2 separate regions of the Homo sapiens genome follow, and region 2 is linked to region 1. Evidence: read pairs that join two places in POLR2A ChIA-PET (ENCODE). Cell type or tissue: Caco-2. All regions are shown on one strand. Region 1 has its middle 36 kb from the start of LINC01003. Region 2 overlaps KMT2C (lysine methyltransferase 2C).

The links. ChIA-PET counts read pairs that join two places held together with the same protein. Peaks named below come from ENCODE experiments on the same cell type or tissue, not always from the same donor. Only the 100,000 strongest peaks of a DNase experiment are listed, where the experiment ranks them.
Region 2: POLR2A ChIA-PET joins it to region 1 with 5 read pairs; 3 of 35 experiments call an interaction of 5 or more read pairs at or near these places.

Annotation. Positions count from the first base shown.
Region 1 is chr7:152,497,716-152,501,715 of GRCh38, reverse strand. No RefSeq gene overlaps it. Among named protein-coding and RNA genes, the nearest start is that of LINC01003, 36 kb to the right of the region's middle. RefSeq lists an enhancer at 1,307-1,807. In Caco-2, no CTCF peak of the experiment used is centred here; a DNase peak (open chromatin) is centred at 1,675.
Region 2 is chr7:152,415,023-152,419,022 of GRCh38, reverse strand. The region is part of intron 1 of KMT2C (lysine methyltransferase 2C); the gene reads left to right. Among named protein-coding and RNA genes, the nearest start is that of KMT2C, 19 kb to the left of the region's middle. In Caco-2, no CTCF peak of the experiment used is centred here; no DNase peak of the experiment used is centred here.

The DNA.
Region 1 (4,000 bases):
TGACACAGAGTGCTGGGCCCCCCAGGGTTGCCAGCTCAGTAGGTCTGGGGTTGCAGGAGTGAATTTCCAGTCCCAGGTGACACTGCTGCTGCCGTACTGTGCTTTGAGAACTACTGTTGTAGACTAGACCAATCCAGGAAGCCTTCATGGAGGAGAAGATCAAGACTTAGTAATTAGCGCAGTTAGTTGATTGGTGGGAAAGAAAGCAATTGCAAACAGAGGGAATGACATGAACATAGGCACAAAATCCAAAATGAGAGTGTTTTGTGTGTGTGCGGGGAAAGGTTTTAAGGAGACAAGGGTGACATGCCTCCTGGTAAGATATTCTGTTCTGATGAGCTATGACTGTGCACTTCTCTCCAAAAAATAAAATAAAATAAAATAAAAATTTTCAAAAATTGGCAAAGATAAATCATGCTATTAGAATAAAATTTTTTTTACTTCTGTTGTAAAACCAGAGTTGTAAGCCATGAAAGTAGATATTATTTTTCTCTAACCCTGTCACCAAAACTCTGTGTGTGTGTGTGTGTGTGTGTGTGTGTGTGTGTGTGTATTGTCAACCCAAAATATCTGAGACAGGTCTCAGTCATTTCAGAAAGTTGATTTTGCCAAGGCTAATGACCACTCGTGAGACAGCCTCAGGAGGTCCTGCGGACATATGCCAGAATGGTCAGGATACAGCTTGCTTTTATACATTTTAGAGTGACATGAGACATCAATCAATATGTGTAAGATGTATATTGGTTTGGCCGGGCCCGGTGGCTCATGCCTGTAATCTCAGCACTTTGGGAGGCCGAGGTGGGTGGATCACCTGAGGTCGGGAGGCCGAGGCAGGTGGATCACCTGAGGTCGGGAGTTTGAGCCTGACCAACGTGGAGAAACCCCGTGTATACTAAAAATACAAAATTAAACAGGCATGGTGGCGGGCGCCTGTAGTCCCAGCTACTCAGGAGGCTGAGGCAGGAGAATCGCTTGAACCCGGGAGGCGGAGGTTGCAGTTGGCTGAGATCGTGCCATTGCAATCCAGCGTGGGCAACAAGAGCGAAACTCCATCTCAAAAAAATAAAAAATGAAAAAAAGATGTACATTGGTTTGGTCCCAAAAGGCAGGACAACTCAAAATTGGGGCTTCCAGGTCCAGGTAGATAAGAGACAAAAGACTGCATTCTAGTCCGGGCACATTGGCTCACACCTGTAATCCCAGCACTTTGGGAGGCCAAGGCAGGGGGAATCACTTGAGACCAGGAGATCAAGACTAACCTGGCTAACACAGGGAAACCCCTTCTCTACCAAAAAAATACAAAAATTAGCTGGATATGGTGGTGCACCTTTAGTCCCAGCTTCTCAGGAGGCTGAGGCAGGAGAATTACTTGAACCTGGGAGGCAGAGGCTGCAGTGAGCCGAGATCTCCTCACTGCACTCCAGCCTGGGCAACTGAGCCAGACTCTGTCTCAAAAAAAAAAAAAAAAAAAGGTTGCATTCTTTGGAGTCCTTGATCAGCCTTTCACTGAATACATAACTGAGCATGACTCAGTGAATCTGCATTTTTACATAACCAGTAGAGGAAGCAATCAGATATGCCTTTGTCTCAGGTGAGCAGAGGGACGGTCCCTCATCTGTAAAGATAAGCTATCAATTTACATTGCCAGGGTGAAATTCAACAGAACTGTTTTAGGGTAAAGATCTTGAGGCCCACAAGGAATTTCTCTGGGGGCAAATTGTGAGGAAGGTATGTAGCTTTTATTTATTTATTTTTATTTATTTATTTTTAAGACAGAGTCTGCTCTGTTGCCCAGGCTGGAGTGCCGTGGTGCAATCTTGGCTCACTGCAATCTCCGCCTCCCGAGTTCAAGCCTCCTAAGTAGCTGGGATTACAGGTGTGCGCCACCACGCTTAGCTAATTTTTGTATTTTTTTAGTAGAGACAGGGTTCCACCATGTTGGTCAGGCTGGTCTCAAATTCCTGACCTTGTGATCTGCCTGCCTCGGCCTCCCAAAGTGCTGGGATTACAGGCGTGAGCCACCACACCCAGCCATGTAGCTTTTTTCTAATTTACTTTTTTTCTTTTTTCTTTTTTTTTTAAAATACCACAATCAGGCCAGGTGTGGTGGCTCATGCCTGTAATCCCAGCACTTTGGGAGGCCAAGGCAGGTGAATCACGAGGTCAGGAGATCGAGACCATCCTGGCTAACACGGTGAAACCCCGTCTCTACTAAAAATACAAAAAAAAGAGCCAGGCGTGGTGGCGGGCGCCTATAGTCCCAGCTACTCGGGAGGCTGAGGCAGGAGAATGGCGTGAACCCGGGAGGCGGAACTTGCAGTGAGCCGAGATTGCGCCGCTGCACTCCAGCCTGGGCGACACAGCAAGACTCCATCTCAAAAAGATAAATAAATAAATAAGAAATAAAAATACCACAATCATGATTACATGAGGTATATAGCTTTTTTATCTTTGTAACTATCTTATTTAGGAATAAAATGGGAAGCAGGTTTGCCTGACACTTCCCAGCCTGACTTTTTCCTTGGCTTAGTAATTTTGGGGTCCCAAGATTTATTTTCCTTTCACACTATATAGAAAATACCATGTTACAAAGGATGAGAACACTCCTGAAATTAAAGTATTGGTCCCTTGGAGAGCTTTCTTTTACACTTTCTGTTTGTTTTTTCAAAATTCAGTTTATGACACTATTCCACTGTAAATAGTCCCTTTAAAAGTCCTAGGTCTTTAAATATTTATCTGAGAGCTTCAGTTAAAGCTCTCAGTGGCTACTGATATTTTGACTTTGTATTCTCTGCAAATCTTTAATAGTATACAGCTGCCATTTTTGTAAACATTAGTGGTAAGAAGAATAATTTACTGAAAATAACAAAGTTTTACAGAAAACAGACCTGGTTCATATTCAAATTTTGCCATGTCTTAGGAACTTGTCTAATGCCTTTAGGAAATAAATAATGACAGCCTGGCACAGTGGCTCACACCTGTAATCCCAGCACTTCGGGAGGCCGAGGTGGGCAGATCACAAGGTCAGGAGTTCGAGACCAGCCTGGCCAACATGGTGAAACCCTATCTCTACTACAAAAAGATACAAAAGTTAGCCGGGCGTAGTGGTGGGTGCCTGTAATCCAAGCTACTTGGGAGGCTGAGGTAGGAGAATTGCTTGAACCCGGGAGGCAGAGGTTGCAGTGAGGCGAGATTGCGCCACCGCACTCCAGCCTGGCAACAGAACGAGACTCTGAAACAAAAAAAAAAAAAAAAGAAAAAAAGAAAAAAGAAAATATATAATGACAACCTATTTGTATTAATGAAGATAAGGTTCAGCAGCAAGTAATGAAAATGCCAACAATCAGTGGCTTGAGCAGATAGAAGTCCATCTCTCCCTTAGATAAAATCAAGGCTGGTTCTGCCATCCCTGGGTGAGGGACCCTGACTCCTCTGTCAGGCTCTTGGCTGCACGTCACTCCATGGCCTCAGGTGGTCCATGCCAGCTGTCTCAGCCCTGGCCTGCTCCTCTGCGTGCTGGCCAGGAGAAAGAGGAGAAAGGGAAGGATGATTTCCAGAAGGTGCCCACTCCAGCTGTAAGAGGGGCTGAGCATTGTAGTGTTCACAGCCAGGTGCCCAGCAAAAAAATCAGGATTCTTGTTACTAGAAAAGGAAAAATGCCTGGGCACAGTGGTTGACACCTATAATCCTGACATTTTGGGAGGCCAAGGCAAGAGGATTGCTTGAGCCCAGGAGTTCAAGACCAACCTGGGCAACATAACAAGACTTCATCTCTACTAAAAATAAAATAAAATAAAAAAGCCGGGCACGATGGCTCACAACTGTAATCCCAGCAGTTTGGGAGGCTGAGGCAGGTGGATCACCTGAGGTCAGGAGCTCAAGACCAGCCTGGCCAACATGGTGAAAACCCATCTCTAACAAAAATACAAAAATTAGCCGGGTGTGGTGGGGGGCGCCAGTAACCCGAGTTACTCAGGAGGCTGAGGCAGGAGAATCACTT
Region 2 (4,000 bases), 83 kb after region 1:
GTCGTCTCACTATGTCACCCAGGCTGGTCTCAAACTCCTAGGCTCAAGTGATCCTCCCACCTTGGCCTTTCAAAGTGCCGAAATTATAGACATCAGCTACCACACCCAGCCTGACCTATTCTCTTTCAAACTTTTTTCATATACACAGTTTTTTTTTTTTTGTGATACTACTTATGTACATTTAGAGTTTTGTAACCTACTTTCCCTTGTAACATGTAAAAGAAAATTTCCGTATTGTTAATCTTTTATAACATTTTTGAAGGGTGCTTAATTTTCCATTGAGTAAAACTGAGGGCTGAGTGCTGTCGCTCACGACTGTAATCCCAGCCCTTTGGGAGGCTGAGGCAGGCATATCACAAGGTCAGGAGTTCGAGACCAGCCTGGCCAACATAGTGAAACCCCCTCTGTACTAAAAATACAAAAATTAGCCAGGTGTGGTGGCATGCGCCTGTAGTCTTCAGCTGCTCAGGAGGCTGAGGCAGGAGAATCGCTGGAATCCGGGAGGTGGAGGTTGCAGTGAGCCAAGACCACACCATTGCACTCCAGCCTGGGCGACAGAGCGAGACTCTGTCTCAAAACAACAACAAAAAACTGAGTAACCACACTATAATTTATGTAACCATACAGCTGTCTCCCCTTTTCCTCTTCTCACCCTACTGCCTTTTGTTACTATGTGTAATGCTCTGGCTGACCTTTTTGTAGATAAAGCCTTTTTCATATTTTGGTTATTTTTATAGGACAGATTACCATAGGCAGGATAATTAGGTTAAAAAATAAGCATTTGGCCGGGCATGGTGGCTCACGCCTGTAATCCCAGCACTTTGGGAGGCTGAGGTGGGTGGATCATCTGAGGTCAGGAGTTTGACACCAGCCTGGCCAACATGGTGAATCCCCATCTCTACTAAGATACAAAAATTAGCTGGGCGTGGTGGCGCACACCTGTAGTCCCAGCTACTTGGGAAGCTAAGGAAGGAGTATCGAGGCAAAGGTTGCAGTGAGCCGAGATTGTGCCACTTCACTCCAGCCTAGGTGACAGAGTGAGACTCCATCTTTTTTTTTTTTTTTTTTTTTAAAAGAAAGAGGGTGGGCGCGGTGGCTCATGCCTGTAATCCCAGCACTTTGGGAGGCCGAGGTGGGTGGATGACGAGGTGAAGAGATTGAGACCATCCTGGCTAACGTGGTGAAACCCCGTCTCTACTAAAAGATACAAAAAATTAGCTGGGTGTGGTGGCAGGCGCCTCTAGTCCCAGCTACTCAGGAGGTTGAAGCAGGAGGATGGCGTGAACCCAGGAGGCGGAGCTTGCAGTGAGCCGAGATCATGCCACTACACTCCAGCCTGGGCGACAGAGCAAGACTCCGTCTCAACAACAACAACAACAAAAAAGCATTTTTTGATTCTTCATAGATATTCAGAAGCATATAGGCTCTAATGTCTATTTGCTTATTGTCAAATTCTGGTCTTATCACTTTCTAGTTGTTGGACTTTGTATAAGCTGTTCAATCTGTATCTGTTTGTTACCTATAAAATAGGGATGATAATAACATCTTTGTCACAGGATTATTAAAAGATTTAAAGAGGGTATATGTGTTAAGAAAGCCGCTAGAGGCCAGGTGCAGTGGCTCATGCCTGTAATTCTAGCACTTTGGGAGGCCGAGGTGGATGGATCACCTGAGGTCAGGAGTTCGAGACCAGCCTGACCAACATGGTGAAACCCATCTCTAGTAAAAATACAAAAATTAGCCAGACATGGTGGTGGGCACCTGTAATCCCAGCTACTTGGGAGGCTGTGGCAGGAGAGTCGCTTGAACCTGGGAGGAAGTGGTTGCAGTGAGCTGTGCCTATTACTTAGTAAGTTCTTAGTAAATACGAACTTTTTAAAATTTTTTCCTTCTTATATTTGATGCCTTAGCAAGCAATAAATATAAACTCTTTTTTTGAGATAAATATAAACTCTTTTTTTTTTTTTTTTTTTTGAGATGATGTCTCACTGTGTCACCCAGGCTAGAGTGCAGTGGTGCCATCTCGGCTCTCCACAACCTCTGCCTCCCAGGTTCAAGGGATTCTCATGTGTCAGCGCCCTGAATAGCTGGGATTACAGGCGTGTGCCACCATGCCTGGCTAATTTTTTGATTTTAGTAGAGACAAGGTTTACCATGTTGGCCAGGCTAGTCTTGAACTCCTGTCTCAAGTGACCTGCCTGCTTTAGCCTCCCAAAGTCCTGGGATTACAGGTGTGAGCCACCGTGCCCGGCTTGATCTCTTATTTTTTTAAATTACATTGAATTTTTTTTTTTTTTTTGATACAGAGTCTTGTTCTGTCACCCAGGCTGGAGTGCAGTGGCATGATCTCCGCTTACTGCAACCTCCGCCTCCTGAGATCAAGCGGTTCTCCTGTCTTAGCCTCCCAAGTAGCTGGGATTACAGGCGCGCTACCATGCCTGGCTAATTTTTTGTTGTTGTTGTTTGTTTTTTTTTGAGATGAGTCTTGCTCTGTCGCCCAGGCTGGAGTGTAATGGCGTGATCTCGGCTCACTGCAAACTCCGCCTCCTGGGTTCACGCCATTCTCCTGCCTCAGCCTCCCTCCCGAGTAGCTGGGACTACAGGTGCCTGCCACCATGCCCGGCTAATTTTTTGTAGTTTTAATAGAGATGGGGTTTCACCGTGTTAGCTAGGATGGTCTCGATCTCCTAACCTCGTGATCTGCCCGCCTCGGCCTCCCAAAGTGCTGGGATTACAGGTGTGAGCCATCGCGCCTGGCCTACGCCTGACTAATTTTTGTATTTTTAGTAGAATACTAAAAATACAGGGTTTCGCCATGTTGGCCAGGCTGGTCTTGAACTCCTGACCTCAAGTGATCTCCCCTGCCTTGGCCTCCCAGAATGCTTGGATTACAGGCATAAGCCACCATGCCCAGCCCTGATCTCTTATTTTTATTAAAGTTTTGAAATGCCACTCCCTAAAAAGGTTGCATCAATTTGTAATGTCATTAGCAATGTGTGATAGGTCTAGTTTTATCAAACCTTTGTCATGTATGATATATTAAAATCTTTATCTTAACAACAGAAAAAAAGTAGTTCTAAGCTTTTACTTACTTGATTAGTAGGACTAATGAATATTTTGAATTTCTTTTTCTTTTTTCTTTGAGACCTGAGTCTTACACTGTTGCCCAGGCTGGAGTGCCGTGGCACGATCTTGGCTTACTGCAACCTTCGCGTCCCAGGTTCAAGCAGTTCTCCTGCCTCAGCCTCCCAAGTAGCTGGGATTACAGGCATCCACCACCACGCCCAGCTATTTTTTTGTATTTTTAGTAGAAATGGGTTTTCACTATGTTGGCCAGGCTGGTCTCGAGCACCTGATCTCATGATCCACCCGCCTCGGCCTCCCAAAGCGTTGGGATTACAGGCATGAGCCACCGCGTCAGCCTTTTTTTGAATTTTATTACTTGTATTTCTTGCGAATTGCCCAGTCGTGTTTTGTCCATGGTTTATTGGGGTGGGGGCATTCTAACTGTTTCGTATCATTAATTTAAGCTTGTTGTATGACATATTTGCTCTAAGAATTTCACCTCATTTCATTGTATAGGTAATTATCTTTTGTGTAGTGAAAAGTCCCATTATTTCTTTTAGTTCATTTAAGATTTTATTCAATTATTTATAGAAGTAGTAAGATAAATATTTGTAGATAGGTAAACAAAGCATTAGAATTTTTGACTTTTAGAAAGTAAAATCATTTGATTTAATGTCTATTTTTGTTCATTCCTATTTCCTATCTAATTAATAGAACACAGTACTGGGAGGAGGAACAAAATTTTAATCATGATATTGCTGTTTTTCATAATAATCTAGGACTAGTAATAAGTCCTCTCTTTCATCCAGAAAATATTGAAGGCCGGATGCCATCACCTGTAATCCCAGCACTTGAGGCTGAGGCAGGCTGATAGCTTGAGCTCAGGATTTCAAAATCAGTCTGGGCAAAATGGTGAGATCCTGTCTCTACAAAA